2 separate regions of the Homo sapiens genome follow, and region 1 is linked to region 2. Evidence: chromatin contacts called from ENCODE Hi-C data. All regions are on one chromosome and are shown on one strand. The core of a region is the stretch at or near the end of the contact, and the rest is flanking DNA. Distances in the headings are between cores, read along the strand shown. Region 1 holds the start of PPP2R3A (protein phosphatase 2 regulatory subunit B''alpha). Region 2 holds the start of CEP70 (centrosomal protein 70).

Evidence for each region. A loop is a pair of places that touch in the nucleus more often than their neighbours do. Pooled maps may share reads with other maps.
Region 1: a pooled map shows a loop between it and region 2 (27-fold over the local background). The contact joins the promoter of PPP2R3A here to the promoter of CEP70 in region 2. A Hi-C loop is called at or near these places in 7 of 50 pooled maps.

What each region holds. Positions count from the first base shown.
Region 1 is chr3:135,964,174-135,967,236 of GRCh38, forward strand. PPP2R3A (protein phosphatase 2 regulatory subunit B''alpha) reads left to right here and starts at 1,555. Exons shown (of 14, transcript NM_002718.5): 1 at 1,555-1,676. RefSeq lists an enhancer at 1,129-1,947 and silencers at 1,392-1,621, 1,752-2,031.
Region 2 is chr3:138,592,904-138,596,054 of GRCh38, forward strand. CEP70 (centrosomal protein 70) reads right to left here and starts at 1,357. Exons shown (of 18, transcript NM_024491.4): 1 at 1,295-1,357. RefSeq lists an enhancer at 1,562-1,621.

The DNA.
Region 1 (3,063 bases), core at 305-2,804, 2.6 Mb before region 2:
GCAAAAGGGCCAAAGGAGCCCTAATGTAAAAACATTGGCAATAAAACTGTTGAGACAAACCAAGAATCCAGGTTGCCAGGGTCAGCAGTTTTAACATTGTTTTATGGTACATTGTGTACTTTTCCTTCTTACTGATATGCATTGCACTGTGACCTTTGCAGAGTCCTATCCTGCCCTGCATTTTTCACAGAGTTGCTCTCAGTCTCAAATAAGATACCATATGCATGTGAAAGGGCTTTTGAAATGGAAAAGCAGTAGAAAGTTGAAAGTAAAATGGTCTCTTTCTCTCTAGGGCATCAAGGCATCTCACAGAGCACACTTTAGCTACTGGGAGGATTGACCTTGGGTGAAATTTCAGTATGTAAAGCTTGTTTGGGGTTATCTTACATAATTTTTTCTTTCCTTGTGCTATACACACACACACACATATATGTGCATATATGTACAATGCACATATATACACACACACATATGGCACCTAGTATATGCTTGGTGCTATGCTAGGTGCTGGGGAGACAGTGAGAACAACCCAGGTGCCCAGGACCTGTCCTCACAGCCCACCTAATCCTTTTAAGTCTTTACATACCTCCCATCCCCCACCCCCATGCTCCTTACTCATGGTATTCAACCCAACTGATTGACTTATTTATTGTTATTTATATGCTTATATATTTATAGATTTATCATTTTATCAAGATTTTTACGAAGATACTCAATTGGAGGTTCCTAATTCTGGAGAAATTTCCATTTTACAAATATATTCTTGGAGAGGGCATGATTATGGACCTGTCACATTTGAGTACTGTGGCAGTTAGAAGGAGGGCAATTTTGGGAGGCCCTTCCAGGCTATGTCCTTCCAGCTATTAATGAGGTTCTGTTTCAGAGCAGACCATATTACACGGTGTTATTAATAAATCTGGCGAGTGGTTATAAGGGTGTGTGTATCGGAATAATCCATTAAGCTGTACATTGGTTTTATATGGCTGTCTATATTTGTGTTTTATTTAACAGTAACAGTTAACAATAACAGTTAAAAATAAGTATCACTTCTTTTAAAATTCACACAACTTCTTGGGCTGAGTGAAATGTGGCGCAGGTGCAGGACTGTGGGAAGACAGGAGCGCCAGGGAATGTCTGGCCAGCAGCGCGCTGCCCTCAAGGGGCCTCCTTGAAGGCCCCTTGAAGAGGGCAACACAACTAATGACGATAACAATAACAACGATGACAATATTGACGATGACAATAACAGTAATAAATCCGAGCAAGAGACTCGAATCTGTCAAACAGCAGCGACCACCACGAATCGCATCCCCGCGGCGCCGCCATACAGGAGACTGCCCTCGCCGAGGCCACAGCGGCTCTCGCGGCGCCCCTGGAGGCCCCCTTCCTGCCTTGGCCAGAGGGGCGGGGCGTAGGCTGGGGGCGGGGCCGGAGAGTGGGCGGGGCCTGGCGCGTGGGCGGGGCTCCGGGCGGGCCGGCCGCCGAGGGTGGGGCCGAGGAGGAGGAGGAGGAGGAGGAGAAGGAGGTAGGGGCCTGCGGGTGGCTGGGCGGGGCGCGCTCGGGCCTCCGCTCTTCACGCGCCGCATTCGTAGCCCGAGAGTCCGCGCCGCGGGGAGGCTTGGAGGCAAGCGCTGCCCGCGAGCTGAGCCGCCGGAGGAGGAGCCGCGGGCAACGAGGTAGGCAAAGGAACACTGGCCGCACGGCCTGGAGCCTTCAGCTCCCTCGTCCCGGCCCGAGGGGGTGGCGAGGCTCGGGGCGGCGCGCGGAGGCCGGGGCGGGCGGGGCCGGGACCTGGGGGCGGGGACCGGCCTGGCCAGAGGGGCCACACGGAGCTGATTGGGCTGTGGAAGTCGGAATTCCAGTCGGTGCGGTGCGGTGCGGTGCGTTGCCTCGGCGCGGCCGGCCGGTCCCGGGACACGGCACCAGGGAGGTGTGGAAATTGCCTGCCCCAGGGGCGCCCGCGGAGGAGGGTAGGCGGGGGCGGCCTGGGCCCTCCCACTTTTCAGGGCTCCTGGGCCAGTTCGCCCGCACAGCCCTCGGGAACTTGTTAACAGGAAAGCCTGGCAGAGAAACAAATGCCAGCGTTTTGGAAGAACTGAGAGTCACGTCGTTAGGCGCTGAGGCTTTCTTTTCCTTCCCCGCCCCCTGCCCAACCTCGGCCCGACTTGGCCAAAGAAGGATGTGTCACCAGCTCCGGGCCGCGGACGGGATTCCCGGCCCGCCAGGAGCCGGGGTACCTGAAACAAAGGTAAACGGAGGCCGGGCGGCCCCTGGTCCTGCACCGCGGCCGCGCTGGAGCGCCTCGGTGGGTCTCTCCCGCGCCGACCTGGCCGCCGCCGCCGCGGAGGGGCGTTCTCCTGGGGGACCTCTCGATGGAAACCAGCTGGCCGGGCTTGGAGTTGATGTTGCATCCGAACTCTGTTGTGCTCCCGTTATTCCCAGTCCTCCCACTCTGGTAAAGCTTAAGGAAATTTTATCCAGTCTTGGTGGTCAGCAAATGTAGGGGAAGACAAATTATTGTTTGTAAATTATAAGGTATTTTCTAATTAGGAAATGGCCTGAAAACATTAAATTCTTAACACGTAAGCAAAAAAAGAGTAATTCCTTCCAACATCTGAGGAAGTATTCCTCCTCAAATCTTCATTTATGTACAAAACATCCCCCACACCTTTGGTGCCAGGCATTTTTCTTTGTTCTTCCTTAGTCTCAGGCCTTAGTTTCTTGTAAACAGAACCCAGCGCCTAGACCCTAAGAATTGCCATACTAGGTCAGAGCATGGGCGTCCAGTTCAGTAGGCAGCCGGCTTGTGTTGTAGTAAAACTGTTGTTTTTTTTTCTTGGTGGTATGTTAAAAATTATCTCAGTTTCTTTCAGTAGTCCATGAAAGCCTTTTAAAAATTTTCTAAGCCACTGCTAATTTACACACACAATTTATTTACATTTATTGCATCCAAATGGCCCTTTTATCACCTCTGGCAGAAGAACTTAATGGCATGAGATACTTGTGGAAAAAAACTTAGATCTTTTATACAATCTAGGAGCTCAGAAATCTAGGAGATTTCTA
Region 2 (3,151 bases), core at 107-2,606:
CTTATTAAATGCAAAAGCTCTATTCTAAAAATATTGCAACTTGCTGTTTAATGTTCCTAAGAAAGAGCTGAACTTACCCCAAATAGGAAAGAGTTAAAATGGAATGTCATCTCAACCAAATCATTCTGTCTCAGGAGAGGTGACATGAAGGGGCAGAACCTTGCTTTGAAGCAAAAGCTGTAGGGAAAACTCCAAGTCAGCCACCTCTTCCCCAAAAGGCGGGGCAGGGGAGGCCAGAGTCTACTTGGCAATATTTAAAGTACAAAACTCATGCAGAGGCTTGAAACCAATATGGGTAATGCCTGCACAGAGTTTAATATATTATACATATATTTTTGAGACAGAGTCTCGCTCCGTCACCCAGGCTGGAGTGCAGTGGCGCGATCTCGGCTCACAGCAACCTCCGCCTCCCGAGTTCAAGCGATTCTGCTGCCTCACCCGCCCGAGTAGCTGGGATTACAGGCGCACACCACCATGCCCAGCTAATTTTTGTATTTTTAGTAGAGACGTGGTTTCATCATGTTGGCCAGGGTGGTCTCGAACTCCTGACCTCAGGGGATCCGCCCACCTCGGCCTCCCAAAGTGCTGAGATTACAGGCGTAAGCCACTGCGCCCTGCCTGTTTAATATCATTGATTGAAAAACAAAGTGGCAGTAAAAAAGGAAACTCTGATTGGTCTCTCTGTTACAGGTGACTTAGCCTTCTGGCATTTTTCACCTTGAAAAACTCCTATTAGGCCCTGTATAAAGTCAGAGGTCTCCTGAATCCGGAATGAGGTTAATAAACTGGAGAAAGAGATACTCACCTGTGCTATTCGCCTAACCGCCCCCTTCTGCTCCGAGTCCTCACTCCCCAAACAACCTTCGCGGTTGTTTGACACAAAACTAGCGCTTCAGCCCGGGTCGATTTTGGGGGATGGAGTAATTACCTACAGCTTAAATCGAGTCTGTGCCCGACGTGATTCTAAGCTTTACTCTTACTGCCTCATTTAACCCTCACAACCACCTTGTAAGGCAAGAATTACCAGCTTTAGTATACAAATAAAGAATCGGAGGCGCTGAGACATTAAAGGAGAAGCCAAAGAACACAAAGCCTGGGGAGCTGGGACTGGAGGCAGTTTTGTCCGATCCCCAAACCCTTACGCAGGGATTTTTAATTGGCGCGACCCTGTCCCAGATGGCTCCTCCCCGACAAGGGTCAGTCTGACCACTTTTAGGCCCAGGTGAGGTCAAGTCCGGGGTACTCCGGGAAGGGGCTCACGCCGACGCCTCTGAGAGCCCCGAGAGCCACTCACCTTACTCAGTCGCCGGCCTCCCACCAGCAGCCAGCCGGGCCAGGTTAGGCTGGGATCAGCTACGTCAGGCCCCGCCTCCGCGACCGTTACCACCGCCGGGGGAGGGCGGCCAATCGAGCCCGAGCGCGTCGAGGGCCAGCCCCTCTTTGGCCTGCGAATGCCCCCAAACGATTCTCTCCAGCCTCTCCGGGAAGCTGGGTCCGCCCCGCTCCCTCCGGTTGGCTCACTACGGGGGGCGGGGCTTACCGCAAACGAAGGCGTCGGTGCGATGTGCTGGTCTCGGGCACGCTGGCGCTTCCAACGCACTCCTTGGGTGCCCTGTCACTTACATGGAGGCTTATTTGCCCGGAAGACGTCAGAAATACTTGTGGCCGTGGGTGAAAGTGAAGCCTGGGTTACCTGGCCACCAGAGACTGCCCTCTCTCTCGCCCCCTACCCCGCCGCGACTACGAGCCCTTGCTGGGGTACGGGTCAGCATGTTCTCGATGTTCCAGACCTGAATGACCACTGTAGCAGCTGACATTTGGAGGACCCCAATAAATATTTGTTGACGACAGTTCATCTTCCCATTCAGCATTTTCCACATCTCGACGAAGCGTCAGGCCCTACCTGAGGCTGTAGCTGTCCACCATTGTCATTGTATCTTATAGCCACATGGTGTCGCTGTTGACAACTTGTCTTTTCAAATCAGTCAAATGATGTAGGTCTGTGTTACAGTCAAATGTTGCAACAGACTGTGTTGCAGTCAAATGATGCAGGTCCCACAGTAGCCAACAGGGATGTCCCATCTAGGGCATCAGCCAAGGGTCTCTCATCAGGAGATCCAAGGGCTCTTGGAGCTCAATACTTTCAGACCCTTCTTAGCCTTCTTCCAGGCAGCTGGGACTACACTTAGGTTTGATCTCTGTGTTTGCCCCATGCAAACATGTCCCTACCCCAACCTACGCCTACCCACTGTGCTTTCCATACCTGGATATTCACTCTAACGACGGTTAGCAGATTGCATTTTCAGTTCTCAAAATGCAAATAGTCTCAGTGCTTCCCTTTTCCAAGATAATAGGGTGCCCTTGCATACTCTTCTGAGAATGGCTGCCCTAATTGTAGAGGCCAAACATCTTTGAGTCAGTTATTATTATTTTGGATGCACGTGATATAGAATCTGAGTTAAACTGTCTTCCTAAAAAATAAAGAAGTTGCTTATCTCGCATAACAGAAAGCTCAGAGGCAAGGGAGACTTTGATTAATTCAGTGGCTAAGCAAGTTAACAAGGACCCAGTTGCTATTAGTCTCTGCTTTGTTGTAAAAAAAAAAAAGGGTAGACTTCAAATTCATACTAACGTGATTTTCCAGATGTCTACTTGGAGAAATCAGGACCACATACTTTCTTTTTCATCTAAAACCTTTCCTTCTGGTTTTTTGAGCCAATAAGTTCACACAGGCACACACTCTTCCTCTTTACCAGTAACTGCCTGGGAAATGTACAGACAGCTTAAGCCTGGGTTCCAGAAGTGAAAAGGAGCTATGACAATTGGAATTGGCAATGGTGTCAGTGCTCTTTGAGTCACATGAGTTGCAAGGTGGAGACATGGCTATTTGAATAAAACTGGAGACCTGTAAAGGAGAAGAGGAAAATGGATGCTAGATGGATGATCACCAGTATCTTTCACAGTCTTCAAAGCACAAGAAGGCTGATTCCTCTCTATTTTCTAACTGAATTTTTTATGTGGTGAATGGAGGGGAAGAGTTGCTATAGCACTGCCCTCCAAAACAATTCCCTTCTTATGGACCATGAAAGCCTTTCCAGCACCTCTCTTTGCTAGAGAAGGAAAACATCCCTGCACACAAACTTAGTCTTTC